2 separate regions of the Homo sapiens genome follow, and region 2 is linked to region 1. A link is a loop called in an ENCODE intact Hi-C map of the cell type or tissue named here. Cell type or tissue: CD4-positive, alpha-beta T cell. All regions are shown on one strand. Region 1 overlaps LINC00265 (long intergenic non-protein coding RNA 265). Region 2 overlaps VPS41 (VPS41 subunit of HOPS complex).

Region 1 (2,500 bases):
TACTGAGCTCTGCCTGGGGCCAGGAATCCAAAAAGAACTTCAGAGAGTAAATAAAGAATTATAATAGAGTGAGGTGAATGCTGTGAGGTAAGCTGAAGGTGTCACAGGAGCCCAAAGGAAGAACTTGCTCACTTTTCCTGTAAAGAGGGTGGGATGCATAATTGGAAAGATGTCACCAAGGAGATGTGTGAGCCTGGCTCTGCAGACAAGACAAGGTATCAGGTACCTCTAAGTGGGGGCAGGGAATTCTCAGCTTTCAAGAGCCAAACAGCCACTATTAGAAGCATGTGTTGGCCAGCAGCAGAGACCCAGGCAGGCAGATGAGGAAGATGAGTTACTTCCCCAAGGGTGGGGCTGGTGCTCCTTCAAGCCCTCCCTCTTAGGGCCAGTTTGTGCCAAGACCTGAGCAGGGGTTGGAGCTGAAGGTCAGCAGCAACTATATGGCCTGCAGAAGAGAAGGGGTGGGGCTGAGTCAGATACACATTTATCTGATATCAGTTCAATTTCCCGGGGGGCAGGGTGGAAATATGGGCACAGTGTGTCCAGGCAGAGAAGCAGAAAACATGGGCCCCAAGGCACTGGTTTATGCCTGACCACAGGGAAAGGTTTAGAAACAAGCCCTGCCTAGTCCACTCCTCCACCCCCCTCCACCCGCCATGATTTGTCCAACGGCTGGCTCCATTTGGCAGTATGCCCCGAGGATCTGGATGCTGAGGATGACTTAGGTTCCAGGGTCTGGCCAAGGTAACCCAGCACTTCAGCCTACATCTTCAGCATCACTGGGCAGGCTTATTAAACACAAGATGCTGGGCCCACCCCTGAGTCTCTGATTCAGCAGGTCTAGAAGGGGGCCCCCTAAATTATGCTTTAACAAGTTCCAGGTGATTCTAGTCCAGGGACCATGTTTTGAGAACCACCAAGGTAATCCAAGCCGGGTATCCTCGTTGACCAGGGGCCCTGGAGATGCTGCCTGGGGCTAAGGCAAGGGCACTGGATTTGAAAGCTGAGGGTTCTGGTTGCGGGCTGGCTCAGGCTACTCGGTTGCCACATGTATAAAAGGGTAATTCTGCATCTTAAATAAGACCTTAGATGTGAAAGCCCTTTGTCAACTGAGAGGTGAGATTTGATGTCAGTTTTTTTACATGCAAACCTAGGGCTGTAAAGTTTGCTCATTTCTCCTAAAATAATTATGGCTGTGGTCTGAGGACCACACGTACAACAGGATCCTCTGGGAAGCTTCCTAGAATGCAGACTTTGCAGCTCTAAATCTTGATGTGGACCCTATCATCACATTTACATTTTCAACACATCTTCAGTGATTCTTGTGCACCCCAAGGAATTTGAAAACCACTTGCTTATGCTGGGGCGGTAGTGAGGGATGGAAAAAAGCTGTTCTTCCGTTTTCTGATCTGCTGTTGGGCCAGGAAGATCCCCCGCCCTCGCCCTGAAGTTTCCTTGCTGCCAGCATCCTTTGGGAACCTCTCATCTCAGGAAGGCTGCCTCTCTGCCCCGTCATTTTCCTCCTGGCTCCCAGCTGCATGCAGGCGCCACCTCCTGGCAACATAGTTCTTTCACTCTTTTTCTCCTGTTGTGTTAATCAGATCCTCCCCACATTAAGTGTTGAGAAAAAGAGCCTTTCCAATGTCAGAAAGAAATGTGATTCTCTTATATTTGAGGGGTTTCGATGCCTCCTTAAATGTCTTCACTTCTTGTGATTTTACTATTCCACTCTCTAAAAAACAACAACAATTAATAAATATATATACGTTTAATTCTTAGTTTTAATTTAATTTTTTTTTTTTTTGAGACAGAGTCTCCCTCGGTTGCTCAGGCTAGAATGCAGTGGTGTGATCTCAGCTCACTGCAACCTCCGCCTCCCAGCATGCACCACCACGCCCAGCTAGTTTTTTTGTGTGTTTTTCATAGAGATGGGGTTTCAGCATGTTGGCCAGGCTGGTCTCCAACTCCTGATCTCAGGTGATCCACCTGCCTCAGCCTCCCAAAGTGCTGAGATTACAGGCATGAGCCACTGTGCCTGGCCTTAGTTTTAATTTTTAATACAGTAAATATCAACATATATATCTCACATAAACAAAAACATTTTGGGGCCGTGTGTGTGTGTGTGTGTGTGTGTGTGTGTGTGTGTGTGTGTCTGTGTGTGTATGTGTGTATTTTTTTTAACTCTAGGTGCTAACCTTAAATAATTCTCCTCTGGGCCAGATGTGGTGGCTCATGCCTGTAATTCCAACACTTTGGGAGGGTGAAGCAAGAGGATCATTGGAGGCCAGGAGCTTGAGACCTGCCTGGGCAAGACCCAGTTTCCGCACACACAAAAAAGAAAAAATTAGCCAGGCATGGTGGCAAGCACCTGTGGTCCCAGCTATTTGAGAGGCTGAAGTGGGAGGATCACTTGAGCACAGGACATGGAGGCTACAGTGAGCTATGATCACACCACTGCACTCCAGCCTGGGTGACAGAGTGAGACCCGGTCTCTAAAAAC
Region 2 (2,500 bases), 950 kb before region 1:
TGCTCCACACAAACCCTGTGGGAACTAAAACCACAAGGAAACCTCCACCCTTCTTTCTGGACAAAGGAGATTTTCTTAGATGGCATGGGTGACTCAAACCCAACAGAAACATGAAATGTACAAACATCAATAGCTGCATTTCCAAACTGACAGACAAGTAACATTTCTAATTTTATCGTTCCACCATGAAAAATGAAGTTTGTTTTTTAGAAAGGCTTTGAGTCTGAAAAGCCACCTATATAAAGAAAACTACATCTGACATTTTAAAGTTCTCAAATGAAAACATCAGGCAAGCAGCTAACTAAAAATGAACCAAGAGACCACAGCTTTGTTTTACCTTCATCGTGACCCAGGAGAAGTAAGAAAAGTCCAGAATAAAAAGGTAGAGTCTAGGCAGATTTCTACCATTTAAAACTGAATAGAACCGATTTACTAAATTATACCTTGATGTTTCAAAAGATATGCCAGATGTCAAAAAGACCATTTTTAAAACTTCCTACTAGCCCCAATTCATAGCAAGTAAACTTTAAGTTAAAATGCAGCACTGAAAATTACGATCCACTTTCTTACAGACAGGTCTATACTTCTGTCTATGATTATACTGGGAGTAAAAGAGAAATCAGCAATATTCTGCACTTGTTTCATATCAACTCTTACTTGCCTTTGGCCAACAGGCAAATGATATTTTCAAGACCCATTCCCAATGCAGTCCTTCAATTATTAAGATAGCTTTTCATTTTCTTGGCTACTCTCCATGCCTCAGGTTTCTTACTCTAAAATAGATTCCAGAATATGTTGGGAATTACTATATTATGAAAGCCAAAAGCAATCTAATTTCTTTAACCTCCTAGGTATGATACCAATCGTCCTTACACCCTTTAGAAATCACCACCACAGCAAGTGGCATCTTTTCCCTTCATTACAGCCCTATCAAGTTGGCCATTCTTCTGCCACTGAACAAGCATTAGGAAGACAGAGGCATATTTTTTACCATATTATTGGCCCAAGCAATCAGATGGCCTCTCCACTTCACACTCCTTATGTTCCCTTCCCCTTCATGCAGAACAGCAGACTTCCATCTGTTCATCCAAGACCGTTCAAACAGTAGCAGCTAGGGACAAAAAGCATAAACAAAGAATCTTAGAAACTGAAAATAATGTATCAGGTTCTTTACTTACTAGTTTTACCTATCCTCGTGACCAAATAACAAACAAGTCACTCTCGACGTCTTTAATGTAGACTTACAGTAGTATGTTATTTGTACCTTGGAAAGAATTCCTAGCACATCATATTCTCCCCAGGAAGTTGTTTAAAATGGATGAGTGTTGAAGTTACTACAAGGCCAAGCCACAAGGTGGCACCAAAACACCAAGATTCATGGAAAATAATGCACATTAGTTAATCAAAAGATTTGTATCGCAAAAGTTCTTCAAATGATTGTCCGGGAACTAATTTATTTTGTAAATTGGGAAATCAAAACCTCTTTTAAGTTTTTCACTGAAAATAAGATATTAGTCACAGATTAAACTGTAATAGAAACAGTCTATGTTTTTCATTTGACTCAAATAATTGAACAATGACTTTTGAACAGTAATTCATGTCACAAAATAAAAAAACAATTGGAATTAAGCTTCTTTAGAAATTTCATAGTATCTAGGGTCTTTATTTTAACGGGAAGATTCTATCATTCAAAAAACCTGCTGGATAAATTTTAATATAAAATATAACTGGTCAAAAACCTCTACGATTAATAAAGATGTAATTCTAGGAAGTCATACATTATTAAGAACACAATAAATATTTTTCTTGACATATTCCATTTAAATCCTTTAAGAAAAGACATTTATACAGTATGTAACTTAAGGCATGCAATCCTGAAACACATGTTTATCCTTTCAAAGCAAATGCTGACAACAGATTCCATAACAGAATTACTAAAATTCCTACCACTACAAGCAATTTCAGTCTACCTTAGTATATTTTATGTCCTCTACCCACCCCAAAAGAGGCAGGGGAAACAGGTTAACAGGGGAAAGAGAGTAAATTCACATTTTATTTGTATTTCCTGTATATCTTTCTCAATAGACTAATACAGGCAGAGGAAGCACAAAATAAAATCCCTAAAATTAAATATGATGTCCATCATCACAAGTAAGCAAAGTACAGTTACTTTAAAATGCTACGACAGTTTGAAGTTGTGTGACTTCACAACTTCCACAGGGAGACTGGAGGCAGGGATTCTTCTGACCATACTTAGCCCCATCTTCCCATCAGATATATTCTCAGAGACCTTCTAACCCACCCTGTCCTCTCCTATCCCAGGTTCCAATTCAGAAGTCACTACTACCATGCCTTCCTACCCCCACAGTTAGAGGCCTTCGGGAGTGTCCCCAGACTGTGATTCAGCCTCTTCCTCCCATTTGCAGAAAACAGAGAACAGACCCCAGAAATGTAGGAAAGGGGGAGAAAGGCTGAGCATACAGTTCCTGCTACAGAGAAG

Evidence for each region. Peaks named below come from ENCODE experiments on the same cell type or tissue, not always from the same donor. Only the 100,000 strongest peaks of a DNase experiment are listed, where the experiment ranks them.
Region 2: it touches region 1 in a loop (8-fold over the local background); 3 of 110 quality-filtered maps call a loop at or near these places.

The regions. Positions count from the first base shown.
Region 1 is chr7:39,744,816-39,747,315 of GRCh38, forward strand. The region is part of intron 1 of LINC00265 (long intergenic non-protein coding RNA 265); the gene reads left to right. Among named protein-coding and RNA genes, the nearest start is that of LINC00265, 12 kb to the left of the region's middle. In CD4-positive, alpha-beta T cell, CTCF peaks have their summits at 1,559 (motif pointing left) and 1,763; a DNase peak (open chromatin) is centred at 1,536.
Region 2 is chr7:38,795,754-38,798,253 of GRCh38, forward strand. VPS41 (VPS41 subunit of HOPS complex) reads right to left here. Exons shown (of 29, transcript NM_014396.4): 8 at 992-1,111. Among named protein-coding and RNA genes, the nearest start is that of VPS41, 110 kb to the right of the region's middle. In CD4-positive, alpha-beta T cell, a CTCF peak has its summit at 1,321 (motif pointing right); a DNase peak (open chromatin) is centred at 1,348.